2 separate regions of the Mus musculus genome follow, and region 1 is linked to region 2. The links are chromatin contacts, found by Hi-C or POLR2A ChIA-PET in ENCODE. All regions are on one chromosome and are shown on one strand. Each heading gives the region's core, a stretch centred on a gene start or an enhancer-like site at or near the end of the contact. The rest is flanking DNA. Distances are from core to core; before and after follow the strand shown.

Region 1 (7,480 bases), core at 2,289-4,788, 330 kb before region 2:
AGAGCTGTGCACCTCTTTAATCCCAAGCATTCAGGTGGCAGAGGCAGGTGGATCTCAGAGTTTGAGACCAGCATGGTCTACAGATGTAAACAACACCGAGAGACAGGGTCCTCCTGGCTGGCACAGGCTTCGGCCTTTTCTTTCTCCCAGCATGAGATTCCTGGGGAAATTCCAGTTTCTTGGGGGACCATTTTTGCAGTCATTTCTGTAGCCAAAGGATATCTTCATTCCTACCAGGGCAGGAGAATAAAAACATTCAAACACATAAAATAAACAAACCCTTTGAAATTATTTTAAAATATTTTCAAAAACATATTTCTAATAAGAGATTAGTATCTGAAACAGTAACTAAAATCAAGATGATTAGAACAGAAGCAAAAGACCTAATAAACATTTCTTCAGAGAAGAGGTACAATTCTCGATAAGCATGTGAAAGGCTAAGGAGAGGAGAATTGGGATCTCACGGTTTAGCAGGTATGGAGTTTGGGGTTATATTGCTTGTTCATGTATGAGGGGGAGGGCGTTGGTCTCACTGCTTCTGGCCAGGATGGTCTCCTGGACTTAAATGACCCCTCCCACTCAAGCTCCCGAGGACCAAGAACCTCAGACAGGCACATGTCATCATGTCCAGCTTAAGAGTTCCAATTTTATAGTATAAAGAGAATATACAGATGAAAGGTGATGCGTTGGCTGTCATGGTTACAGCGAAACTACTTCAGAAGACAACTTGGAAGGAGAAAGGAGTTGACTTCGGTTCACAGTGTCAGAGATGTCAACCTCTGACTGACTAGTGCCATTGCTTCTGGGCCTGTGGTGAAGCAGAACTTTATGGTGAAAAGGGTGTGGCAGAGTCCTCTCACTTCACAGCATCTAGAAAGCAGAGACACCGAGGGAGACGGAGAGAGGAAGGAAGGCCATGAGGATAAGACACACCATTCAAAGGCTTGATTCTAGTGAGCCACTAATTCTAACTTGGCCCCACTGCCTATTTAGCCATGTAGTCATCAAGGGAGTACTTCGTGGATGAAGCCTGCTTACCTCCCCATGGCACTGCTGCTCCAGCCATGAGCCCTCTGCGGTACACTTCATATCTACCTTGTTAGGGTTTCCATTGCTGTGAAGAGACACCATGGCCAGGGCAACTCTTATAAAGGAAAGCATTTCATTGGGGCTGGCTTACAGTTTCAGAGGTTTAGTCCATTATCATCATGGCAGGAAGCATGGCAGTGTGAAGAAGGCACGGTGCGGGAGGAGATGAGAGATCTACATCTTGATCCTAAGGCAGCCAGGAGACTTTCATCCACACTGGGTAGAGCCTGAGCATTGGAGGAAACCTTAAAGCCACAACTATACACTTCTTCCAGCAAAGCCATACTCTAACCAGGCCACACCTCCTAAAAATGCCACTCCCTGGGCCAAGCATTCAAGCACATGAGTCTATGGGGCCCAAATCTATTCAAACCACCACATTAGGCAAACCTAACACCAGTGTTACTTCAGGAGAGCCAGGCAGGCCCTGTCCCTGTCCTGAGCCTGTGGAGGAAGATAGACTTTGAACCTAGAGGTGGAGGCTTTAGATGAGGACACAACTCATGGTCTGGCCAAGATGTTAAGTTCTCTGTGCACTCAAAGCCTCTTTTTAGCAACTTTCTTTCTACAGTTCTTCAACGCCAGGTCCTATTCATTCCTACAGGGTCAGCCGTCAGCTCCCCGCACCCATGACATCTGTCTTCAGATTTATGACTAACGGTGAAGATGTTGGAGCCTGGGAATGAGGAAGGAAATTCCTTCCGTTGTAAAGTTGTCGCGGCCTCTGCTGGGCATGTGGTGGAGGGTGGTTTCCTTTAAACAGAACATGCTGCAGCTCCTGGCTCGAGTGGACCCTTGAAGAGCTGTAGTGGGGGCTGGGGAAAGGGAGGAGGGTGGAAAAAATGAAGAGACAGGAAGCTGAAGCATGAGATAGAAAGAACAGATCTAACATCCCCCAGGTGCGACCACAGGGCTGTGACATTTCACCAACACTATGGAAACAACTGTGAAGCCCCCAAATGAGACATATCCTTGAGATAAGTCAGCAGGGGAAAGAGTGGAGGGGGTTCAATGGCCCGTGCTTCTCCAGTGTAGCAACTCCAGCATCCTCAAATCAGAATTCCCAGAGGAGCATGAGGCTTAAGATGATGGCCCACGTAGGTGCCCACCTTCAATCCCATGTGCCCAGGGCCATGAAGAGAGATGGCTCAGGTACCTGAAGATACTAGTGACCAAGCCAGCCAGAAGCAGGAAGGATAAAAATGGGATTAGGTCAAGAAGGAAGTTTGGCAAAAGTTCCCCCAGGCAGTGGGTCACATCTGTGTCACAGGCTGGCATTAAGAAGAAATAAAACCAGGCTGGAGTGGTAGCTCAGTCAGGAAAGTACAAGGGCCTGAGTCTGATCGCCAAAACCCAGTTTTTGAGTTCATTTCTTTGTTTGTTTGTTTTGCTAAAGGATCCCAGGGTTTGATGGTCATCCAGCCTCCTCTACTAGGCAAGTTGCAGGCCAGTGAGAAATAATAATCTCCATCTTCTTTATCATCACCACCACCATCATCATCATCATCGATGTCCCTGAGGAATGAAACCAAGGTTGTCCCCTGACCTCCATACGCATGAACACCTACACACACACACACACACACACACACACACACACACACACACACACACACATGTGCACACAAGGATTAAAGGGACTTGATATCACAGAACAGAAAAAGACACAGGGAACACAGGGCTAACTCTTGCCCTCAATTGTATGCAATGTTCAAGAGCTTGTATAGCCAGAAACTCAAACCTCAGTTATATAAGGCTGGTTGTCATGACTCCTCCCCTTTATACATGCAATAGCTTTGCTGCGTGTGCTGTGTCCAAGCTGGGAATATAGCTCAGACAGCAGTGTTTGCCTAGGATGCAAAAAGCCCTGGGTTTCATCCCCAGTACCACATAAACGGGATGCGGCAGCACAGCGCTATGGCACCAGCAGCAGTGGCTTGGTAGCAAACCCTGCAACACCAGGAACACTCAGGAGAGGGAGGCAGAAAGATCAGAAGTCCCAAGTCATCCTCAGCTACCAAGCAACCTTGAGGCTACCTTGGCATATATAAGACCGTCTTCCAAACTGTTGTGCTTAGCCGTGTCACCCCACCTCTAATGGGGTGTTTTGTGGTACTAGTTTTAGGCAAAATCTGAAAATGTCATGATTTTAAAACTAACCTGCCCCTAGGAGCTTCAGAAATAATCTGTAATCTGCTCCTATCTGGTCACCTCTGGAAGGGCTGGGCTATGAGAGAGGACACTTGCCAGGGACAGATGAGGGCACCCAGCGTCCATCCCTATCAACAGGTCCGGCGGCTGTGGGTATTCATTACTGAGAGAGGTGCCCAAGGGGGGCACATGTCTGTGAAGCTCAGCAGAGCTGGGTTTACCCCTTCATAGTCTCTCCGGAGTGCGGAAAAGAGAAGGGGGTGGAGGCTGCTGAGAGAGAGACAAAGAAAACCAAAACAGCCACAACTGCCTTCAAAGGTCGGTTTACCACCCAAGTGGAGTCGCAGTGGCTGCTGCCCAGAGCACATAGGAGCCACCAGTGACTCGGTACAAGCAGTTGGGGCTCAGAAAAGATCTCCCTGGGCAGGAGCTATGGCATGGCCACCTCCCTACTGGCTCTGCATGCTGGGGACCTTGGTAGGACTCTCAGCTACCCTAGCCCCAAACAGCTGTCCAGACAAACACTACTGGACTGGGGGAGGACTCTGCTGCCGGATGTGTGAGCCAGGTAAGAGTGGGCCTCAGCAGGGTTGGGGGGAGACTGATATTTAAGATGACGGAGGTACTCAGAATAAGGCTGAGCTCAAGCAAAGTCAGGCAGCCTGCAGAGCCTAGAGCCAGCGCCTTGCCTGGACTTCCACCTGGCCCCTCTGCTCTCAGGTACATTCTTTGTGAAGGACTGTGAACAAGACAGAACAGCTGCTCAGTGTGATCCCTGTATACCAGGCACCTCCTTCTCTCCAGACTACCACACCCGGCCCCACTGCGAGAGCTGCAGGCATTGTAACTCTGGTGAGAGGGGCAGTGGTGCGGAAGGCAGCACTGAGAAAAGAGTCCGGGGGGCAAGGCCAGAGGGGCTGGCTGTGGAGTCAGAGAGCTTCAGCTGCTTCAAGGCCCATGGAAAGTGGAGCCCATGCTGAAACCCGGTGTGCCTTGGGCGAGGCATGTGGGGAGAGGTCTAGTGTTTCATGGGAGATATGCAGAATTCGAGGGATGGCTAAAAAGGGCTCCATGGATAGGACTCAGACAACAGAAGAATGAGGGCCCGTGCAGTCACGCACGTCCATAATCCCAACTACAAGGCAGGCTGAGGCAGGAGGATCACTGGATGATAGGAGTTCAAGGCCAGGATGAACAACATAGCAAGACCCTGTCTCACAAAAAAAAAAAAAAAAAAAAAAAAAAGCCAAGGAGATGGCACAGTAAGTGGCAACAGTACTTTTGCCACCACCACGCCTGAGTTTACTCTCTGGGCCACATGGTAGAAGGAAAGAATCAACTGGCAAGTTGTCCTCAGATCGTCCTATGTGTCCATGAGTACACACGAAAAATGAAAAATATATAACTCAGAGTGCAGGGGAGGGGCAAGGTAGTTCCAGAAACCCAGTTTCCAGAAAAGCAACGTCCAGCCAATGAGCAGTCTATGTTCCCACAGTGTACATGTGTAGGTCAGCTCTTATTTGGAGTTGGGGAATAACACCAGAAACCAGGGCATAGCAACCTTTTTGTACAAAAGCCTTTTGGGAGGAAAGCAAGTAGATCTATCATTTCTCTTAATTTATACATTTCTACTTTTTGCAAAGGAAGAGGTAGGATATCTGCAGTCTCTTTTCAAACTCCCCTGTTGCCTCCCCACCTATGCCAGGGATTTGGGAGGCCTGTGTTACCGTACACTAGAATAGCATAATTTAAAGAGGCCCCTTTAACAGTGAGCAGGCACTTTGTGTGTAGGGGAAAAAAAAAAACTCTTTAATTGCTGTTGCAAAAAAACCCCATATATATATACACATACATACACACACATATATACACACACACACACATATATATATATATATATACACACACACACATACATAACTGATTTTAATAACATTAATAGAGAATATGTTCTGGAATGTGGAGGCAATTGGCTGGTAAGTTCTAGTAACAGAACCATCCAAATGGTTAGTCTGAGACAAACACCTAACAAGAAAAGTCTTCTTTTGTGGGACTTTCAGATAAGTCCTACAGAAATATTACACTGTGCCTAAACCAAACTTGAATTATTTTCCAAGTGTTAAAAGTTTCATATAAGTAAGGGCAGGTGTGGTGGTGCACAACTTTAATCCCCACATTCAGGAGGCAGAGGCAAACAGGTTTCTGAGTTCAAGGCCAACCTGGTCTACAGAGTGAGTTCAGGGACAGCCAGGACTGTTGTTACCCAGAGAAAACCTGTCTTGAGAGGTGGGTAGTATATGATTGCCAATAATTAAAAGCTTTAAAGTAGTAGTGAGTAGGAAAGAAAATCATATAATCTTTTTCTACTTTCAGTTTCTGTGTCTGAGCCTGGGAAAGGTAGCAGGCAGAGAGGGGCAGGTGACAGCAGGGGAGGGGCAGGTGACAGCAGGGGAGGGGCAGGTGGGGGTGAGGGAGGGGCAGAGGGGAAATAGGTAAGGCGCGGGGAGTGGAAGAAATTCATACCCTGTGAGTGAGTCTCGGGGGTCTCAGGAGAGTCAGGGGCAAGTAGACACCCCAGGTCTCTAAAGATCTGTGGTGTCCTGTTTCTCCTGGCTCTCCTCTCTCCCAAGGTTTTCTTATCCGCAACTGCACAGTCACTGCCAATGCTGAGTGCAGCTGTTCCAAGAACTGGCAGTGCAGGGACCAGGAATGTACAGAGTGTGACCCTCCTCTAAACCCTGCACTGACCAGACAGCCATCTGAGACCCCGAGCCCACAGCCACCACCCACCCACTTACCTCATGGCACAGGTATGCAGCAGGCTGCTCCTTACCCAGTCGGGACAAGGCAGAAGGCTGCCTACCCAGCACTGCCCAGTCTGTGTTTACCCCTAGCTAGGTTCTGGGCCAGCATGTCTTCCTCCTGTCTGACTCCTGCAAAATCACAGGAAAGCCTGGGACATCCTGGGAGGTTTCCTGCTTGTGACTCGCTCTGTCTGTTTCTTCCAGAGAAGCCATCCTGGCCCCTACACAGGCAGCTTCCCAACTCGACTGTCTATAGCCAGCGGTCATGTGAGTTGTCTTCCTAATCCCCACTCCACAGAGAAAGCACAGAGGAAAGAGGCCAAAAGAACAGCCATGGGAAACCCCTAGGTGCTGGGTGAGGGAGAGGGGTACAGAGTTGGGGAGAAAGTTCGGTGGATAACTTGCTATACAAGGGTGACATAATACCCAGGGCCACAGGGAAAACCAAGCAGAGTATGGAAGCTCGTATCTGTAGCCCTCACATTCAGAGGCAGAGGCAGAGCCAGCAGAGCTCAAACCAGCAAGCTTCCAGGTCAGGGAGGAATCCTGTCTCAAGGGACTAAACTAGACTCCGAGAAAGACACAGAGACAGACAGAGCTGGAGGCAAAGGAGGGGGAAGCAGACTCTAGTTAGAGATTAGGAGAGAAAGGACTGGTCCAACAGGGGCAGGGTTACTCAGGAAAAGGACAGACAGACAGGGCTAAGGGTCCAGGGTGAGATGCCCCTCCAAAGCCTCGGTGTGCTCTTGCCCGTCACAGCCCATAGACCCCTGTGCAGCTCGGACTGCATCCGGATCTTTGTGACCTTCTCCAGCATGTTTCTTATCTTCGTCCTGGGTGCAATCTTGTTCTTCCATCAAAGAAGAAACCACGGGCCAAGTAAGACACAGGCCTTCCCTCCTGTCTCTCAGCTGTGCTACCCACACCTAAAGCCCCCACACCTACTCCACCCACCTACTCTGGCTCCTCAAGTGTCCTTCCCCCAGACTCCCCAAGCCCCCCAGCTCTCAGCCCTCCACTTGGGCTTTTCTCCTCTTTTCTCCCCTTCACCTTTCTTCTCTCCACTGCTGACCGATTGTGTTTGCACAGATGAAGACCGGCAGGCAGTGCCTGAAGAGCCTTGTCCTTACAGCTGCCCCAGGGAAGAGGAGGGCAGTGCTATCCCTATCCAGGAGGACTACCGGAAACCCGAGCCTGCTTTCTACCCTTGACCGGGTGCTGGTGGGGCCCTTTCTGACGAGGGGCCATCCACAGAGACCTCAATGGTGGCCTGCTCCCCTGTCATGGTCATCAGAACCCTTTCCTGTGAATACTCAACAAACTGCCCTTCTGAGACCAACAGGGACAAGAGCAGGATCCCAGTGTGTGGCCCAGCAAGCTGGGGAGACTCAGGCTCTAGCTATAAAGCACACTTACTCTAAGTGAAACCGTCCAGC
Region 2 (7,186 bases), core at 3,231-5,730:
TCTCCCTTCCCCTCACCCCTCCATCAACCGCAGTAGAAAACTCAGGCCAGGGCCTGGCTCATGCTAAGCTGACTTAGTTCCTGCCTGGCCCGGGAGTGTATGAGAAAGCCCACCTGGTAATACAAGTGCCCAAACCCACCATGTGACAGAGAAGGAACGACAAATCAGAATGAGGAACCATGTCTGGTGTGAGAGGGTCCAAGTGTTTTGTGCTCTTCCTGAAGGGAGAAGGGAGTGGAGTGTCCTCAGGCCAGTCATTTTGGCACCTCTTCTACCTCAGTCTTGTTCTAGAAAGGACACGTACCTCTGGGGTGATCTACTTAGGAGAACTCCGGCCCACTTGGGATCGTGTACACAGAGTTGCATACTAACGTTAGATAAGAGCGGAGGAGAAGGTGGCCCCTGCCAAGGAGACATGGGATCTGTATGGGGTTGGAAGGCTGGTGTGTCCAGAGGGGCTTACCCACTGTCAGAATAGAATAGGACCTGCTGGGCTTTTGGAGTGAAGGCAGACAGCCTGGTGGGAGGGACTCTGGGCAGGTAACTCCCACCTGCCCGCCCGCCCCGGCGCACACTTGTTTGTTGTGCTTCCTCCTTCCTTGGCGGCAGGAAGGTGGAGCGCGCAGGGAACGCCGAGACTGGTTAGATTGGGGATAGAAACCGATGTGGGAACACGTTAGGGTGATCGCCACATCCCTGTGCCGTTAGGCCAGGTAGGAACAGGAGGATTAGGGAGACACAGCAGGGAAACAAAGACCCCAGAAGCTGACGGAGAAGCTGGGAGTGATGCCCAGGAGAGAGAGTACTTAGGCAAAGGCCCCTGAGGTAGACAAAAGGCAGAGCGGGGGCAAGCAGAGAGGGTGAGGGGGTGGGGCAGCCAGGCTGCCAGCAGATGGGGGATTTGCTTTGTGGAGCTCAACTCTTAAGCCAGGGGAGGTTCGGAAGAACTTGATGGGGTGGGAGCCTCAGCGACTCTGGCCACTTATCATCACTTGCCCACATCCCTGGGGGCCCTAGGGGACAGAAGTCTCTAGTATCAGCCAATTATGGCCCATATCTAAGGACCGGAGGACTCCAGTTGTGTCTCAAACTATGGCCACCTTCACTTACTACCTTTGACCTAGCTGCAGAGTTGGAAGCACTCGAGGGCTGTCTGTCATCCTTGCTGAGAGAAAGGTGACCTTCTGTCTTGCAGGACCTGAAAGAAAAGAAGGACAAGGTGGAGGAGAAGGCCGGCCGGAAAGAACGGAAGAAAGAAGTAGTGGAGGTGTGAAGGCAGCAGGGGGAAGATGACTGCGCTTGCCCAAACATCCTTCCTGCCCCCCTACCTTCTGGGGGTGCTGGGGTCCTGCCATTCTCTCGACCTCTTCTCATTCCTTCCCTACCCTGAGACTCCTAGGCCCCTTTACCACCCAGTGAGTGGCAGCACAGCTGGCTTGACATCCATCACCCCTTGTCTTGGTCCCCATAGGAGGAGGAGAATGGAGCTGAGGAAGAGGAAGAAGAAACTGCAGAGGATGGAGAGGATGATGATGAAGGGGATGAAGAAGGTAGGGATGGGTAGGGAAGGCTGGGCTGCAAAGTTGAGACACAAAAGAGCAGAGCCAGGGAGCAGTTGAAGACTGGACACTGGGATAGAAAGGGGTGGGTGTGGGTGTACGCGCGCGCGTGCCCAGAGCCTCCCAACCTTCCCCAGTGACTTGTTTCTGGCTCCTCAGATGAGGAAGAAGAGGAGGAGGATGAAGGCCCCGTGCGGAAGAGAACTGCTGAAGAGGAGGTTTGAGCTGGGTTGGAGCCTGAGGGGCTGTCAGGAATATATCAAGGGCTGGGTGGCCTTTGGATTTGGACCCAGGTCCTTGTGGGTAGCATGGATAGGCAGGGGCCAGAGCAGGGCCAGCAGGAACGGGGAAGTCTCCTTTGTACAGCTACTTCAACTCTTATCCTCTCCACAGGATGAAGCAGACCCCAAGAGGCAGAAGACAGAAAACGGGGCGTCGGCATGAACCCCTGCCCGTGGGCTTGGGGATGGGAGGCCCCTCAGGTCCTGGAGGTGGGGCGGGAACACACAAATCCAGCCCCCTTTCTCCTGGCTCCCTGCTCTGGCCCTGCCCCAGAGCTGTGACCCTTGTCCTTTGACCCAGCCTCTCATTTCCATCTCTCCAGACACTGCTCCTTCACCCTCACTGCCACCGGTCCAGCTCCTGACCCGCCTCATCTGAGCTCCCCAGCCAGCCCTCACTTGCCCTAGCATTCTTGTTCTTCTTTCCTGCCTTCCCTCACCATCCCATATGTTCCGGTCCCTGCGAAGCCTCTCCTTGCCCTCTACACCCCGAGCCTCTCAGCCTGCCCTTCTTTCTCCTGCCTGACCCCTGGGTCTCCCTCAGATTCCCTCCTCTCAGACAGCGCCAGGCCGGGGTGGGGCTGGGGTTGGGGCCAAGCCCCGAAGCTGCCCCCTCCCCTTTTTGTATAATTTAATAAAGAAACGGTCGCGCTTCTGTTTTTAACCCGTCTCCTGCTTTCCCGCAGTCCGGTCAGTGCATGAAAGGGTGTAGAGGGCGTGGCTGACCTCATACCCAGATTATAAGAGACATGGCCAGTCCTCGGAGTGGGAGCTCAAGGTCTTCCTCTGGGGGCTGACATACGTCCTGTTTTTGGGCTCCTGGGGAGGTTTCTCCTCAGCAGTGCACACTATATCATGTTAACTCACGTAAGATCTAGACTCTGCTGAGCCCAGTGGAAAGCTTCCAGCTCCATTGTGCTGAACCAGGCAGATAGAAACAGGAAGTCCTGCCCCCAAGGTGGAAGAGGCTGTTAGGCCCATGTCTCAACCTAGAGTTTGGAAAGAGAACTCCCAAGCATGGACACATTTTTGACTCGTGGGAAGCAGAGTTCTCATACATGGGCGGCAAAAGACTCCAGAGTTAGTTATCAGGCCTGTCTCCTTGTCATCGTCTTCATTTTCTCAGCTCAGCTGAGCTGGGGAGCAAAGGTTGTTGGGTTCCTCTAGCCTGCCTCAGTTCCTCTTGTTTTATAGTCTTACTACGCAGCCCTGGCTGGTCTGAAATTCACATAAAGCCACCTGCCTCTGCCTAGTAAGTACTGGGATTAAAGGTCTTTTTCCCTTTTTATTTTAAGTTTCATTTTGTTGGCATAGCATCTACTTTGTAGCCAGGGATGACCCTGAACTCATGGGCCCAAGCAAGCCAGCTTCAATTCACCCCACCTTCCAAAATCTTGACTTACACATGCCACTGTTGCTGACACCTTGGTCTCTCTTGAGTTTTCCTTGCTATAAGATTCCTGCATTATTCCATCTCCATAGACCCTTGCCTTCATTTTTTTCTTAAAGTACAGAATCTTGGGGAGGAGGGAGGTTTTGAAGACAGGAAAACATCCTATTGTCAGGGCTGGAAAGGCCGTTCTGCAGTTATGAGTGCTTGTTGCCTTTCAAGAAGACCTAGGTTTGATGTCGAGCATCCAGATGGGGCGGCTCCCAAAACACCTGTAACTCCAGTTCCAAGGAATCTGACACCCTCTTCAGGCCTCTGAGCATTCACACAGGGTGGGGAATTTATGTATACAGACACATAAATAAAAGTAGACATCTAAAACAAGTTTCCCAGCCGAATGTGGTAGGTGGTGCATGCCTTTAATCCCAGCACTCAGGAGGCAGAGGCAGGCGCATTTCTGAGTTCAAGGCCAGCCTGGTCTACAAAGTGAGTTTCAAGACAGCCGGAATACACAGAGAAACCCTGTCTCGAACTCCCCCCCCCCCCCACACACACACATAAAACCAAGTTTCTCAGTGTCATCTTCCTAGAAGATGAAAGGCCATCCCATAATGCAAGTAGGGTTAAGGACTAGACAGCTTTTGCCTTCATGCTTCCTAATGTTGGCAAGTTATTTAATGCCTGTGAGCCTCAAGTCCCGAAATCTGTACAAAAAGGGGCGCGCATCAAGTTTCACAAGTTGCTTTACGGAAAATGTATAATACAGTTATATGTAGCATAGAATGAAGGTTAACACCGTGTGGCTACTATACTTTTCCACTGAGCCCTTACCCAGATCTGGTAACTTGTGGTATGGTGACACTTCTTGAGTACCTGTCCAAGAGATGCTGAAAGGCTAGGCAGGCAGACTGTAGGACAGTGGCTTTTTTTTTTTTTTTTTTCAGTGTTAATGGGAAAGAGCAAGTCAAGAAGAAACTGTGGGGACAGTAGAGGAAGCTTAAAGATACAGCTGTAGTTCTAGGCAGAAATGCTTGGCAGAGAGAGAGAGAGAGAGAGAGAGAGAGAGAGAGAGAGAGAGAGAGAGAGGAGACAGAGGGGGAAGAGGTGAAGAGGGGGCGGTAGGGAGACCCGAGTCTGAGGAAGTAAACAAGGGGAGTGCCACCACCGAGAGGAGGGCTCGGCTGCTGGGAATCAGCCCCCTCACACTTTCCACTGCGAAGCGAAACCCCGCGCCTTGGTCTGGGGGGGCGGGCAGTGGGGAGGAGAAGCAGAAGGACTGGGTCTGGAGGAGCAGCTCAAGTTCTAGCTAGCTGCAGTGGGTTTGCCTGCACTCTGCTCTGGGTCCCAGCCCGGGCCTCTGATCATTATCCATCCTGCTGTCTCCAGTCCCCACTCCTGGGGCGTCCTCTTCACCCTACATTCTTTCCCTCCGCCTCACCTCCTCCTTGTAGAACTTCTCTCTCTCTCTCTCTCTCTCTCTCTCTCTCTCTCTCTCTCTCTCTGTGTGTGTGTGTGTGTCTGTCTGTCTGTCTGTCTCTCTCTCCTCCCAGGACCTTTTTCTAACCTCCCTTGGAGGGCTGGGGAGGCCCGGGCCATAGAGGAGATGAGGGAGGACCTGCTCCTTGGCTTTTTGCTTCTGGGACTGCTTTGGGAAGCTCCAGGTAAGGTGGAGAGTCCAGCAGGGACCTCTATGGCTGTCTCTTTAGCTGTGGTGATATTCCAATGCTTTTGTTGAGGGGAGGGGTGTGTGTGTGTGTGTGTGTGTGTGTTTTGAGACAGGGTTTCTTTGTGTTGCCCTGGCTGTCCTGGGACTGGCTCTGATGACCAGGCTGGCCTTGAATTTATAGTGATCCACTTGCCTCTGCCTCCCCAGTGCTGGGATTAGAGGCGTGCACCATCACTTTGTATAAGGGCAGATCCCAAAGCTGCCTCAGCCTCCCTTCAACAGGGAGGCATGATGTTTCTTTCTTAGGAAAGCCAGGGCATTTCTCTATTCTCCAATCTCTTGGCTCAATGCCCTTGGCCTCTCTTTTGTTCCACTAGTTGTGTCTTCAGGGCCTGGGAAAGAGCTCCCCGTGGTGTGGGCCCAGGAGGGAGCTCCCGTCCATCTTCCCTGCAGCCTCAAATCCCCCAACCTGGATCCTAACTTTCTACGAAGAGGAGGGGTTATCTGGCAACATCAACCAGACAGGTATGAACTCCAAAGTTGAACAACAGAACCTCCCAATCCTGTCCTAATGGATAAAACCCTGTCCAAGCCAGTTTTGTCCTCTTTGTGAGCCCCTCTAAAGCCAGTAGCTCAGTGTCCTCTAAAACCACACAGCCTTCCTGTGGATTGCTCCCCACACACCGGCATCCTGTAGTGCCCCACCTCTCCAGTAGCAGATAGTGCTGAAGACCAACGGAAGTGGGGACAGGGGTAGTTATGGGGGAGAGGGGAGGCTGCTGACGGTCAAGAGGTCTCTTAGGCAGGTTAACTTTATCCTCAAAGCATGCTTGAGTGCATCTTCTTCGTGGCCTTATCAAATTTCTCAATCCTATTCTCTCTCCCCAACCAGTGGCCAACCCACTCCCATCCCGGCCCTTGACCTTCACCAGGGGATGCCCTCGCCTAGACAACCCGCACCCGGTCGCTACACGGTGCTGAGCGTGGCTCCAGGAGGCCTGCGCAGCGGGAGGCAGCCCCTGCATCCCCACGTGCAGCTGGAGGAGCGCGGCCTCCAGCGCGGGGACTTCTCTCTGTGGTTGCGCCCAGCTCTGCGCACCGATGCGGGCGAGTACCACGCCACCGTGCGCCTCCCGAACCGCGCCCTCTCCTGCAGTCTCCGCCTGCGCGTCGGCCAGGCCTCGAGTAGGTGGGGCCGGACAAAGGGAGAGAGAGGGCCTGGGAAGCAGATCCCTGCTTCCCCCGGGGCAGGGAGAGCAATGGCTAGGGGTTGTGATTTAGACCCTGTCTGAGGACCTCCAGAAGTGTAGAAGAAGGGATGGCCCCCTGATGGCAGGATGGAAAGGCAGGTTGGAAAGTGCCCCCTGAAACGCTCGCCTTTAGGCGGGGATGAGGGGGCTATGGAGAAATTGTATCACCCCACCCCCTTCCAACTCCCTTTCCCCCACCTACTGCGGGAGTGCCATCCCTTGTAGAGGTAGAGATGGGGAAGCACCTCTTCTTTGGGGGGCTAGAGTGATTCATCTAAGATATCTGTAGCTCGTCCTTAGGCCAGGTCTGCCCAAAGCCAAGTAAAGTAGAGGCAGGAGGCCGTGGAAAAGAGTCCCGGGTCTCTTGGAGATCCACCCATAAACATCCCCAGGTTTCAAGAACTGACTTGGAATGAGCGGGTGTGTGGAGAATCTGAAAGCAATGCCCCATTTCTATGAGTTTTTCAGCTTGGTTTGGCCGGCTGCGTTGAGAAAGCATTTCCATCTATTGGACTGATTTTTTTTTTTTTTTTTTTAACTTTTGCACAGTGATTGCTAGTCCCTCAGGAGTCCTCAAGCTGTCTGATTGGGTCCTTTTGAACTGCTCCTTCAGCCGTCCTGACCGCCCAGTCTCTGTGCACTGGTTCCAGGGCCAGAACCGAGTGCCTGTCTACAACTCACCGCGTCATTTTTTAGCTGAAACTTTCCTGTTACTGCCCCAAGTCAGCCCCCTGGACTCTGGGACCTGGGGCTGTGTCCTCACCTACAGAGATGGCTTCAATGTCTCCATCACGTACAACCTCAAGGTTCTGGGTAACTCTTCTAAGCAGCCTTGACCACAACCTTCCTGCTCACCACCTCTCCTGACTCATGCATGGACCCCCAAAACTTTCTCAGCTGCGTGTGGTCTCACTCCACATCACTTTGTTTCAGTGTCCAAACCATTTTCTCTCTGGGCATCTTTTAGCTGCTGTCTCTCTTACTTTTATTTATTTATTTGTGTGTTTATTTATTTATTTTCATTTTAGCGTGCGTTGGTG

Evidence for each region. Hi-C counts contacts between places; a loop is a spot of excess contacts on that map. ChIA-PET counts read pairs that join two places held with the same protein, here RNA polymerase II (POLR2A).
Region 1: a map of T-helper 2 cell shows a loop between it and region 2 (2.1-fold over the local background). The contact joins the promoter of Cd27 here to the promoter of Lag3 in region 2. A Hi-C loop is called at or near these places in 1 of 37 maps with a recorded cell type or tissue (T-helper 2 cell). POLR2A ChIA-PET finds 5 or more read pairs at or near these places in 1 of 5 experiments (embryonic stem cell).

What each region holds. Positions count from the first base shown.
Region 1 is chr6:125,233,085-125,240,564 of GRCm38, reverse strand. Cd27 (CD27 antigen) reads left to right here and starts at 3,538. Exons shown (of 6, transcript NM_001033126.2): 1 at 3,538-3,808; 2 at 3,961-4,092; 3 at 5,871-6,050; 4 at 6,249-6,311; 5 at 6,804-6,923; 6 at 7,134-7,480. The coding sequence starts at 3,673. The coding sequence ends at 7,255. E130112N10Rik (RIKEN cDNA E130112N10 gene) reads right to left here. Exons shown (of 2, transcript NR_015604.3): 2 at 631-1,904. Mir8113 (microRNA 8113) reads left to right here and starts at 5,753; the gene lies at 5,753-5,881.
Region 2 is chr6:124,908,999-124,916,184 of GRCm38, reverse strand. It overlaps Lag3 (lymphocyte-activation gene 3), which reads left to right and starts at 4,480. Exons shown (of 8, transcript NM_008479.2): 1 at 4,480-4,891; 2 at 5,274-5,421; 3 at 5,789-6,081; 4 at 6,696-6,959. The coding sequence starts at 4,834. Ptms (parathymosin) reads left to right here. Exons shown (of 5, transcript NM_026988.2): 2 at 1,196-1,267; 3 at 1,472-1,550; 4 at 1,719-1,777; 5 at 1,953-2,510. The coding sequence ends at 2,003.